Linked DNA regions of Mus musculus: region 1 is linked to region 2. The links are chromatin contacts, found by POLR2A ChIA-PET in ENCODE. All regions are on one chromosome and are shown on one strand. Each heading gives the region's core, a stretch centred on a gene start or an enhancer-like site at or near the end of the contact. The rest is flanking DNA. Distances are from core to core; before and after follow the strand shown. Region 1 overlaps Gcn1 (GCN1 activator of EIF2AK4). Region 2 holds the start of Pxn (paxillin).

The links. ChIA-PET counts read pairs that join two places held with the same protein, here RNA polymerase II (POLR2A).
Region 1: POLR2A ChIA-PET joins it to region 2 with 32 read pairs in Patski. The contact joins the enhancer-like site here to the promoter of Pxn in region 2. POLR2A ChIA-PET finds 5 or more read pairs at or near these places in 5 of 5 experiments (Patski and embryonic stem cell).

The regions. Positions count from the first base shown.
Region 1 is chr5:115,571,666-115,578,075 of GRCm38, reverse strand. It overlaps Gcn1 (GCN1 activator of EIF2AK4), which reads right to left. Exons shown (of 58, transcript NM_172719.2): 3 at 3,434-3,497; 4 at 2,780-2,911; 5 at 1,848-1,956. Among named protein-coding and RNA genes, the nearest start is that of Mir7029, 6.1 kb to the left of the region's middle. Within about 2 kb of position 5,000, at least 1 of the 3 ENCODE cell types and tissues checked has a DNase peak (open chromatin) inside an H3K27ac peak, as active enhancers do.
Region 2 is chr5:115,501,883-115,508,347 of GRCm38, reverse strand. Pxn (paxillin) reads right to left here and starts at 1,672. Exons shown (of 12, transcript NM_133915.3): 1 at 1,480-1,672. The coding sequence starts at 1,492.

The sequences.
Region 1 (6,410 bases), core at 3,751-6,250, 66 kb before region 2:
CACCGTCTCAAAAACAACAACAAAAGAATAAATTTTTAAAAAATTAAAAAGCACAGATATTAACAACTGCAACTAAACATCAGGTGCATGTTAAGTGCTGTGGGAAGTAGGGTGACATTGGGCACGTGGCACTGCCTTTAACTCCAGCGCTCAAGAGGCTGAGGTCAGCGGATCTGAGCTCCAGGCCAGCCAGGGAAATCTCCACCACTGGACCATAAATGATCAGATCAGGGCTGGTGAGATGGCTCAGTGGGTAAGAGCACCTGACTGTTCTTCCAAAGGTCCAGAGTTCAAATCCCAGCAACCACATGGTGGCTCACAACCATCCTTAACAAGATCTGACTCCCTCTTCTGGAGTGTCTGAAGACAGCTACAGTGTATTTACATATAATAATAAATAAATCTTAAAAAAAATGATCAGATCACAGAAAACCCTTCTACAGTCATGAAACCCAGTAACACCAGGGACCACAGTGGCTAGGGAGGGTCATAGCCTTCTGTACGATTATATCCTTATGTGCACCTACCACACTGCTCTATCAGCCAGGGTTAATTAAGAGCTCTACAATTAAACAAGCTTGCCCACATCACATTCAGAAGCCTACTGGGGTTCCCTCTCTCTGAGATGATCAAGAGTCACCTCTCCTCACAGAAGCCCTCAGCCACATTCTCCGGCTGTACCCTGCTTCTCCTCAGCACGGCCCCAGGCTCCGCACCTGCACGTCTCCTCCAGGAGCTTCTGCTTAAGCTCCACCGCAGCTAAGGGCTCCTCAGGGTTACCTACACAGCAGCCCCAGCCTCTCGTACAGGGCCAGTCAGTGAATGGCTGAATTAATCATGTATCTAACAGACAACAGGATCAGCAAAGGAAAAGTCCAGATTCTAGTCCCATACAACAGATGCATCCTGTCCTATGACACAACATGCTACGGCCAACCCTCCTACTCACTTGGTCAGTGAGGTTCCACAGGCTATAAGAACTCAGCAGAGATAAGCCAAGGACCTTGCCTATTACTAACCATCTTAGTAGAAAGCCACTCGCTGACAATGAAAGCCACGCTCTGGAGGGCTGCAGAGTCAACCTCATGCCAACTGCTGCAGGGAGACGTCAGAGCTCTACATCACCACTGCCAAAGGCCACTCCCCAGCTGTCCCTCAGGGTATCTAGGTAGGAGAGCAGACAGACGGCCACCTGTCTGTCTACCGGGCTGGCTACTTTACCATGAGATGGCTTCAGGTATGCAATACCAATTGTCATTGACATGTAGGTGCCTATGGCCACTGCAAGGCTCCCGGTAATGTCTCTCTGAGGTGCATAGCTAAGTGGCTCTGTCAAATCTCATGGCCAGATATGAGACCCATAACATCACCCCTAAGACTCCTTCCAGATCAACCACACCCCCTGGCCTATACCAAGCATACCTAGACATCAAGAGAAGGTCCCAGCCGGCCTACCAGGTTAACAGACAGGTGGAAAGGAGAAACAGAGAATGTGCAAGGTGCAGGCATAAAAAGAGAGGAGATCAGATGACCAAGGCAGCAGCCAGAGTCTCCCTCTATCACCCTGAAATCCAGACACAGGTGAGAGACTGCTTAGCCAGGAAACAGCACAATCGACATCACTGTAGCCGCTGGCAGCCTGCCTTTCAGTTGTCAGCCCTAGCCTGGCCTCTCGTGAAGGCAAGGCCCTACACCATGCCTGACACAGAGCCGCAGAACGTGATTCCTACGGTACTGAACTCACACCCGCCACCAATGCCTGCCTCTGCAGAGCACTCGGATGCGAAGGACGCCTCAACACCCTGGGGAGAGCTGACCCCCCACGGCTCCAAAGACAAGGGACCTACCAGCTTGTTCCAGATGTCTCCTTGCCGCTTGGCCTTCAGGGGAAAGACAATTCGCACTAGGAGGCAGGTCCAGGTCAGAGCCAGCAAGGCAGCTGAGCCGCTACTCTTGCTACAAAGGAGAAGCGGGAGGAGAAGAGCTTAGTGCGGGGTTCCAGCCTCCACGGGGGATTGGGGGGGGACAACAATGTTCACCCTGTGGCACAGCATGGTGTGTGTGTATGAACCCTCCCCCAACACCATCAGTGATAAACAGGACAAGCGTCCAGGCCTCACTGGCTAAATCCCATCCCTTGATGTTTGGGACAGTAAAAACAAGATGAGGTTGGAGAGACGGCTAAGAGGGGTTAAGAACACAGGTTGCAGCCGGGCATGGTGGTGCACGCCTTTAATCCCAGCACTTGGGAGGCAGAGGCAGGCGGATTTCTGAGTTCGAGGCCAGCCTGGTCTACAAAGTGAGCTCCAGGACAGCCAGGGCTATACAGAGAAACCCTGTCTCGAAAAAAACAAAAACAAAAAACAAAACAAACAAACAAAAAACCAAAAAACAAGAACACAGGTTGCTCTTCCAAAGGACCTGGGTTCGATTCTCACAGCAACCACATGGCAGCTCCCACTGTCCCGGGGACCTGACCCCCTCCCCTGGTATCCTCAGGTTCTAGGCATGCACATAGTATACAGACATACGTGCAGTAAGAGACTCATTCACATAAAATGTACATGAACAAGTATATAAAGCTTTGCCCATCCAGTGCCTCGGGCCCACTGGATCTTTTCTCTACTAACTTGGTTCCTCTCCCCACTCAGAGGCGCTCTCTAGTGCCATTCAGAGTACAAAGGTAAGAGGGCCAGATGTGCTCCCACCAGTGGCTCTACACCAGCCTACCTGAGAAGTTGGCACCACCCCCCGGAGGCCCGCAGCCCCAGGCCCGTACCTGGGAACACATGCTTTGGAGCCAACCCCTGAAGACTGGAGAGAGTGCAGGAGGTTCTTGGCGGTGGCCTCTGGCTGGGCCTCGGCCAGCTGCTGGATGGCTGCCTGCAGGGCTCTGCGAGAGGCTGCGTCTCTAAAGAGGGAAGGAAGGGGTAGTGACATGTGACCTCAGCAGAGACAGGGCTGCTGAAGTCAAGCACTGCTCTTCGGGGGGACACTCATGGTCCTACATTTCAGGGGCCCCTAGGGGACAGAGATGAACCTGATAAACCCACCTCACCCCAGAAAGAGCACAGGATGACAAGAAGGGCAGAATCTATGCTCATGGTGTATATGCCCCATGACTCCTTTATAGCTTTATAAGTGCAGCTAATGATTGCATACATGCGCTGAGATATTATAATAAGGCAGGCAGTGTCCCAGGCCTTCACACTAACAACTTCCCATGAGGTACAAAATGCTATCATCCCCATTTTGCAGATGAGAAAACTGAGGCATAGGGAGGCTAAGTAACTTGCCCAGGATCCAGTAGTTAAGAGCATGAACCTAAGAGTCTGGCTCTAACAACTAGGGGCTCTCCCCACTGCCCCATGCTGTCTCTCTGACACAGTGTCGCTGTATGGCACGGTCTAAGCCCTGGTCTCTGGGGGCTCACCTATATCGATGCAGTGTCAAGCAGAACAACTTGCAGAGCCCTTTCACGGCTCCCTCTGGCAGATCTGAAAGCAGAGTTCACAGAGTCTCAACAACAAGCACAGCGGTGAGTGTCCGCTTACATCAGTCCTGTCAGCTGGGATCCTGGTACCAGACGCCCTAGTAAGCCCCGCACCTTGTAAAATCTCAAGGAGAAAACAGGCACATGGAACAGAAACGCCCCGAGTGCAGGAGACACTTGCTAAACCAACGATGGATAGAAGAAGCCCAAGACCCCAGCATCTCCCTCTCCCTACAGAGCAGGGCTCAGCAGGGCTACGACTGCCTGCTCTGCTCTCCGGCCTGGGCGCTGGCTTTAAACTGTGCTGTTGGTGATGCTCGGAAGGTACTTGCTCACATACAGTCTAATAAGTGGTCTACAAGTCAGCAGGAAGGCCACATGTAGTGAGGCACACCTTTAATCGCAGCAGTGGCCGGCAGATCTACGTGAGTTAAAGGTCAGTGTCACCTACATAGTGAGTTCCAAGCCAGCCAGAGCTACACAGTGAAAACTATCTCAAAAATATATAGACAGACAGACACCCTGTTTCTAAACTAAACAAAACAAAAACTGGTGGGCAAGGTGGTTTAGTGGGTAAAGGTACATGCATACTCTATAAGCCTGACTTTAATCTCACCCCTGGGACCACGTAAAGGAGGAAGGAAGGAGCTGCCTCCAGAAGGTTCTCTGTCCTTCACGTGTGCATCCTGACACTTGTAAGCATACCATACACAAACAGGCATGCACACAAAATGACAACATTTTTTTACAGTTCATAAACCAGGTGTGGTGATGCATGCCTTTAATCCCAGCCCTCAGGGAGGCAGAGGCAGAGACAGGTGGATTTCTGTGAGTTCTAGGCCAGCCTGGACTACATAGTTGAGTTCAAGGAGAGCCTGAACTACAGAGACTGTCTCAAAAAAAAAAAAAAAAAAAAGGTGGGGGGGGGGGGGGGGAGAAAAGCTTAAGAACCAGGACAGGACAGGCATGCCTGGAACTAGACAGCCCTGAAAGCCCAAACCTGCATTTGTCAACTGTGGGAAATACAGAGAGGGCAGGAAGACAGGGAAGAAGGCTCTGAGGAGAGCACTCAGGCCGCTCTGTAAACCAAGGCACTGCCCCACCCAGTGGGCTCTGCTGTAAACCCACCTTCCAAGGAAAAAATAAACAACAGGAAGCCAGCAGGCCAGCCAGAGGGGCAGCCAGGCGGAACAAGAATGCCCTGGCATGCTGGTGAGTCAGCTGGGACAAGCAGGACCCGGCAGACCAGAGCAAGCAGTCAGCAGAGAAATTTGTCTGGGGAAACTCAGCCCCTGTATGAGGTGGATGAAGCCCAGGAGGAGCTTTCTCAGCACGTCCCATTTCAGGAGCCCAAACGATGGAGAGGAAACAAGCAGAACTCCGAGCCTGTGGGGCTATCAGCACTAAGGAAACAGCAGCCAAGCTGACAGACCAGGAACAATGACAGGAAACACCCAGCGCTCGTGTCCGCTGTCCCGAGCTGCAGATGCTCTCACACCCCCGCCTCACCAGCCCTTGAGAGGCATCACAGGAGCTCATGTTCAGCCTAGGCCCGGAGTGTTAGAGGACTGAAAGCTACAGATTCCAGGAAGGAGGCTGGGTGTTCACACCACAGCACCTCACAAGTACAACTTACTTGGAACTGTACATTCAGGGTGCCAGAAAAGCAAAACCACCCTCAAAGACTCAGAGTAGTTCATAAACTGAGACGCAGAATTCAAACTTACTCCATAAACGGGTGTGTGTGTGTGTGTGTGTGTGAGGGATGTAGTACTTGGCAGTTAGCCTGCAGGGAAATCTAACCAGCACGGCTCAGTACAAGCATATACTTGGCATCTCTGCACAGCAGCCTTAACAGACTGGGGCCTTGAGAGAGTCGCCTCCGAGTAGGCATAAAATTATACACTACAGCACTCACACACAGGACAGCTGAGAAACTCACGCAGCAACTGACACCACTTACAGCTTTAACAAACTTGCCTGTTACCCAGGCAACAACAGGTTTGAAGCAGCAGGTGGGAATGTGAGAGAAGATTGGAAGGAAAAGCCAGATGTGGTGGTTTACATCTGTAAGCTCAGCCCTGGGGAGGCTGAGGACAGAGGACAGACATGCACTACAAGGTAGCTGGGTCCATCCAGGGAGACCCTGTCTTGGGAGGGAGGGTTGGAGGGAGGGATGGAAGGTAGGCCGGCTGGTTTGTTTGAGTTTGGTGCAGTAGTGCACACCTATAATTCCAGGACTGAGTGCTAAATAAGGAGAGTGGGATTCAAGGCCATTCTAAGGAGTCCATTCTAAGGAGTCCTTTTCTCAAACAACCACCACTACTCTCCCCGCAAAAAGAAAAGTTAGTAAAATGCAAGCGCCTGTAGGGACTGTTCTCGGGGCGCATTAGAAAACACACATCTCTCAATCTCAGCTAGACTTAGGGTACTTAGCTGGACGCCACCTGCTACCATCTTCTCATGTCCGTGGACATACAAAGAAAATATCTGTGTGCCCAGTATACTGCTCAAGAATCAACATAATTAAAACTACAAATAAGGGGGCTGGAGAGATGGCTCAGCGGGTAAGAGCACCGACTGTTCTTCTAGAGATCCTGAGTTCAATTCCCAGCAACCACATGGTGGCTCGCAACCATCAGCAATGGGATCCAATGCCCTTTTCTGGTGTGTCTGAAGACAGCAACAGTACAGTATTCTTATACATTAAATAAATAATAAATAATTTAAAAAAAAAACCTACAAATAATGGCCGGGCGGTGGTGGGGCTCACCTTTGATCCTAGTGCTCGTGAGGCAGAGGCAGGCGGATCTCTTGAGTTTGAGGCCAGCCCGGAGTACAGAGCAAGTTCCAGGACAGCCAGGGCTAACTGGAGAAATCCTGTCTTGAAACAGAACAAAACAAACCTACCTGCACC
Region 2 (6,465 bases), core at 423-2,922:
CTCAACCAGCCTGTGAGGTGCTGTGACTAGATTCCCCTCGTCCCCACCGGGGGAACCCCTTACACATTCAGATACCTACTCAAAAGCTCATCACCCCGGCCTCCTTTCGAAAGCTCAGGTATTTTTATGTGGAAGAATAAAAATTAAAAATACCTGCCTGGAAGCTACGCCAACCTTGAGTGCATCGGGAACGGACGTGCCAAGCCTGACCCAAAAGCATAGCTATGCCTGGCAGACAGCCCACTCCGTGAACCAAGCAGGACCCAACACCATCCCAGCCTCCAGGATGTTACACCAGCTCCCTGATCCCACAAGGAAACTGTAGCCAGTTTTAAAAATGACCAGTCTTAACTTGGTACCCTGTGTTGCCTGAGAGGTCCCTCAGTCTTATCTAGTGAATCTGCTCCTCAGAGCCAGGGACACGGATGGCACCAGCGGTCATACAAGCCACCCACAGTCCAGAGAGTGAAGACAAGGCTCCTACAGAGAAGGGACTTTATCCCACACACACCTCCTCAGCTGAGGGGCCCTCCGGGGAGGGGAAGACAGGGGCTCCTTCACGCTGGGATTCACTGGGCATTCCTAGAAGCCTTGAATCAACCCCCTTGGGTTTAAAATCCACTTCCAGGAGAGTCTTTCCTTTCCTCTGTCCTAACAGCAGACCAAGTGTGGGCTGAAAAGAATGGCCTCTGGGCTCCAATAACACGAGGACAGTTAAAACTCTGTTCTGGGTGTCCTGTCCTCTTTACCTGTGGGGTTTCCAGCAGCTCTGATGCTGGGGGTGGGGGACCTTGCCAGCCAGGACACGTTCAGAGATGGCCGTAGCCTGCGGCCCATTCCCCTTCTCATTCCTCTGGCATGTCACCAGGGTCTGGGAACGGTGGGTGAGAGGCGGGAGTCATAAGCCACCACCCCCCCAAACTTGCCTTTCTAAGTTTAAACTTGATCTTGTAATACAGGGTGACCAGACTTGAAACGGTGTGTGGTGGGGGTTGGGGGGGGGTGTATATGCAGTACCCCCGGGGACACTTGTCATTAGAATGGGGGTGTGGTCCTCACAAGCTTTTCTGTGGGCTGTGATAGGAAATGGGTGGGCTCTCTCGAAAGGGGCTATATCCCTGAAACGGGGTGGGGGGTCTGGGGGCAGTGTGCAAAGTGGAAGGTGGCCTGGAGGGAACAGAGGGGGGTCATAGAAGAAACAGCCTCTGAGACCGAGTCCCATAGGCAGACGCTCTGAGGTGGGGGTGGGGAAGCCAAGTGAGGGTCTCCTGCAAGCCAAGGAGGTCTGCCCCGGGAGCGGGGCGCCTCTCCCAGAGGTGGGTCCCTGAACACCCAGTACGGGATCGAGGTCCTCAGGCGCCGCAGCGAAGAGCGGCCAGCACAGCCCCGGGCCGTAGGCACCGCAGCCCAGCCGGGCGCTAGGGTGGGATCGGCGGCCGCCGGGCCCCGGCCGCTCCGCCCTCCGTCTCCCGCACTCACCGAGGTCGTCCATGGCTGGTCCTCAGACGCCAGTCCCCGGCTCGATGTCGCCCTCGCTGCCCGTCTCCGGGCTGCTCCTCGCCGCCCCGCAACTTTTCCGCGTCCAGCCTCGGCCCGGAACGGAACCCGCTGCCGCGCTGCCTCCTCCTCCACCACCGCCGCCGCCGCCGGCGCGCGCGCCCGCGACAGGATAGCCCCGCCCCCGCGTGCACGCTGGCCACGCCCCGCCTCCGACCCCCCACCCCCCCAGCACGCCCAATCCCGCAGGGGGCGAAAGCTGGGCGTGGTCGTGGCGCCCCCTGGCGGCTGGACAGGCTGGTGGCGTCTATAGGCCATGAACCTCTGCGTTCAGTCTGACCCGACCTTCTGGCAGACTAGTCACTCAAGAGAGTCGGTGGCAGATTTGTCACTCAAGAGAGTCGGATTTGTCCACCTGTCCCTGTAGGTCACCTCCCAGGAGGATTAAATCGGCTTGCCTGGAGCCTTTGGACTGATGGCAGTGCTAGTCATCCCAGAATAATATCCCAGATGTAGTTTTTGTGAAACAGGGTCTCTCTCTCTCTCTCTGTCTCTCTGTCTCTCTCTCTCAGGGTCTCTCTCTCTCTGTCTCTCTCTCTCTCTCTGTCTCTCTCTTTGGTTTTTCTTTTTTTTTTTTTTTAAAGTATTCATTTGAATTAATGTTGAAACAATTCATGGTTTTTTTTTTTAAAGATTTATTTATTTATTACATGTAAGTACACTGTAGCTGTCTTCAGAAGAGGGCGTCATATCTCGTTACAGATGGTTGCGAGCCACCATGTGGTTACTGGGATTTGAACTCTGGACCTTCGGAAGAGCAGTCGGGTGCTCTTACCCACTGAGCCATCTCACCAGCCCTCTCTTTGGTTTTTCGAGACAGGGTTTCTCTGTGTAGCCCTGGCTGTCCTGGAATTCACTCTATAGACCAGGCTGGCCTCAGAAATCCGCCTGCCTCTGCCTCCTGAGTGCTGGGATTAAAGGCATGCACCACCACTGCCCGGAGAAACAGGGTCTCTTTGTACCTCCAGCCAGGCTGGAACCTGAGACCTTTGTCCTGACTGGTAACATCAGCAGTGGCTGCGACCAACTCTGGCCCCAGATCCAGTACTTTAGAGCTTATGAAACCTTTCATTTTACCCCTTTCCCTGCTTCCCCCTTCCTAGAGACTGCCAAAATTCTGCACAAGGTAGATTTACCCCACATTACAGCAAAGCAAAAACTACCAAAACTTCATTCCCGGATCCTGGCAGATTTGCCCAGGGGACTCAGAAACTGGATGATAAAAGCCTGGTGTAGTAGCTCAGGACTATAATCTCAGCTAGTTGGGAGATGCAGGCAGGTCTTCAAATTCAAGATTACACTGGACTAGAGAAAGAGTAAGGACTAAACTGGGCAATTTATAGGAAGACCTGTCTCAAATTTTAAATTTTTTGAAAACTTTTAAAAATAAATACACACACACACACACACACAAACTGAGTGTGGTGGCACAAGACTATAATCCCAGAATTTAGTAGGCAGAGGCAAGTTTATCAGGAGTTCAAAGTTGTCCTTAACACCACACAGTCAGTTCAGTTCAAAGCCAGCCAGGGCTACATAAGACCCTGTCTCAAAACATACATACATACATACATACATACTTCAAGACCAGCCCAACAAGTAACATAGGACTTAAATCCCCACCCTTAGGAAGTGGAAGCAGGAGAATAAGAAATTCAAGGCCATCCTTAGCTAAATATTGATTATGAAACTACCCTGGGCTATATAAGACTCTATCTAAAATCATTGACAAATAAAAATGTAAACTGTTGGCCAGGCATGGTGGCACATACATTTAATTCTAGCACCCAGGAGGTAGAAGCAGGTAGATCTCTGTGAGTTCCAGGACAACCAGAATTACGTAATAGAAAAACCCGTCTCAAAAAACAACACAACAGCCGGGCAGTGGTAGTGCATCCCTTTAATCCCAGCATTTGGGAGGCAGAGGGAGGTGGATTTCTGAGTTCAAGGCCAGCCTGGTCTACAGAGTGAGTTCCCAGACAGGCAGGGCTATACAGAAAAACCCTGTCTTGAAAACCAAAAGAAGAAAAAAAAATGTTTTTTGTCTCAGTGACAAAGCACCTGCTTAAAGTGCCTGAAGCCCTGGATTTAGTCTGCAGTACTCCCATCCCTAATAGTAGAAAGTGTACACTGTGGTGGTTTGAATGAGATTGGCCCCACAGGCTCATATATTTGAACACTCGGTTCCCCAGCCTGTGGATCTGTTTGGGAAGGACTGGGAGGTGTGGTCTTTGCTGGAGGAGGTGTGTCACTAGGAAGCAAGCTTTGAAGTTTCAAAAGCGCCACTCCATTCCCACTCTCTGTCTGCTTCCTTTTCATAGATCAAGACCTAAACTTTTAGTTTACGGCTCCCGCGCCAGGCCCGACTGCCTGCTGCCTGACTCCCCCCACTTGGTGATCATGGGCATTGCCCTTGGGAACAGCAAGCTTCCAATGAACTGCTCTATTAACACAGCCTGGCTTGTGGTGTTTTGTCACAGCAATTGAAAAGGTAACTAAGACAAGTGATTTGTAAAATAAAAATAAAGAAGAGAGGCTGGAGAGATGGCTCAGCAGTTAAGAGCACTGACTGCTCTTCTGAAGGTCCTGAGTTCAAATCCCAGCAACCACGTGGTGGCTCATAACCATCTGTAATGAGATCTGATGCTCTCTTGTGGTGCCTCTGAAGACAGCTACAGTGTTCTTATGTATAATAAATCTTTACAAAAAAATACAGATAAACTAAGAGACAAAATTAAAACTATTTGAAGTCCAATAATGTGACTAATAGGCGTTTGTGATATTGTTATTGTTTCGCTTTGTTTTGGGTCTCATGTATCCCAGGACAGCCTTAAAACAAAGGCCAAAGATGGCCTTGGACTTTCTGATCCTCTTGCAAGAGTGCTAGGATCTCAGGTGTGGCCCACCATGTCTGGTTCTGTCAGTACTGAGGACAGAACCCAGTTTCATAAATGCTGGGCAAACACTAAACTGACTAAGCTACCCCCCCAGCTCCCCAGTCCCCCAGCCCCCCAGCCCCGCTATCTCCAGTTTCTAGATCCACAGTGCTCAACCTGTGGATCTTGATCCCTTTGGGGCATCAAAGGACTCTTTCACACGGGTCTCCTAAGACCATTGGAAAAAGAGTTATTTATCTTACAATTCATAACAGTAGCAAAATTACAGTTATAGAGTAGCATCGAAAATGATTGTATGGCGGGGGACGGGGGTCACCACAGCATGAGGAACTGTGTTAGAGGCAGCTTCTTCAGGAAGGTTGAGGACCCCTGCTGTGGCTCGTCTTACCCGCATTTACTTAACCCATAACAGTGCTGAGTGATGCACCCCAGCCAGCATTTACTTAACCAACGCCTTAGTGAAATGGAATTCTCTCCACGCTGTCCCCGTAATTAACGTAATTAACTAACGATGCTGAGGAGACCTCCCCTGTAGCTAAACCTTGGCGCACATCCTTCCTGAGGGTCATTGATTTCTGCAAGCGGAAGTGCTGCGTCAGAAGTTAAACATACGGGGCTTGGGAGTGGCTCGATGGTATACCTATGCTTGCAGTCACATGCCCAAGATCATAAATTCAATGCCCCAGCCAGATCCTTAAAGAGATGATGTGGCCCTAGGAGGAAAGATGAGTCACCTCCAACACTCCATCCTCAGCCATATCAGAGCGGGGGGACATGTGTTTGCCAGGCACACTACAGTCCCTAAACCCTCTTCCTCCTCCCCTCCTGTCAGGTCAATGTAGCCTCTATCGCTCCGCCATTTCGACCTCTACTTTTTTTCCTGTTTTTTCTCTCTAACTATTCTACCATCCTCCTGCCCAGACAAGTAATTCATTAACCTCCAAATTAAACTGGATGCTTCCAGCCAGAAGCCAGCGCCATAGCTCTTATTTGTTTATTTATTTTTGTTTTGTTTTGTTTGGGCTTGTTTGTTTCTTTGAGACAGGGTTTCTCTGTGAAACCCTGGCTGTCCTGGAACTCACTCTGTGGACCAGGCTGATTTCGAATTCACAGAGATCTATCTGCCTCTGTCTCTCAAGTGCTGGGATTAAAGATGTGCACTCCCACTGCCTAAGATTTTTTTTTTTTAAATCAAGTCTCACTATGTGTCCCTGGCTGGCCTGAAGTCCCTGTGTAGACTGAGGGGGGCTGGCCTTGAACTCACAAGAGAGCTGCCTGTTTCTCCCTCCCATATGCTCAGATTGAAGGCTTTGGACACAGCACCTGGTTTAAAGATTTTTTTTTTTTTTTTTTTTTTTGAGACAGGGTTTCTCTGTGTAGCTCTGGCTGTCCTGGAACTCACTCTGTAGACCAGGCTGGCCTGAAACTCAGAAATCCACCTGCCTCTGCCTCCCAAACGCTGGGATTAAAAGCGTGAGCCACCACCACCCTGCTTATTTTTATTATTTTTAACTATATGTACATATACATGTTTGCATGTGGATCTGATCATGTGTGTTCCAGTGCCTGAAGAGACCATAGGTGTCAGATCCAACCCCCCACCCCCAGGAGCTGGAGTTACAAGCAGTGGTGTCCAATATGGGTATTTGAAACCAAAGGTGGGTTCTCTGCAAGATCCCAATTAATGAATCATTGCTCCATCCAGCCCCTAGAGTTACATTTGTTTCTGAGACAGGGTTTCTCTATGGCTGTCCTGGAACTCGATCTGTAGACCAGGCTGGACTTGAATTCACAGAGATCCACTTGCCACTGCCTCCTGAGTGTGGTAATAAATGCAGTAAATGCAATAAGAACCCCACCAAAGGATCCTTAGGAATTGGAGGACAGCCCTCAGCTATAGTGGGGAGGGAGAGCCTCTCTCACCTCTCTCAACACGAACAGCAGTTGTTAAGTATAGGGACTGGAGGGAGATGGATAGCTTTGTGTAACCACCACCTCAGACAAGATCTAG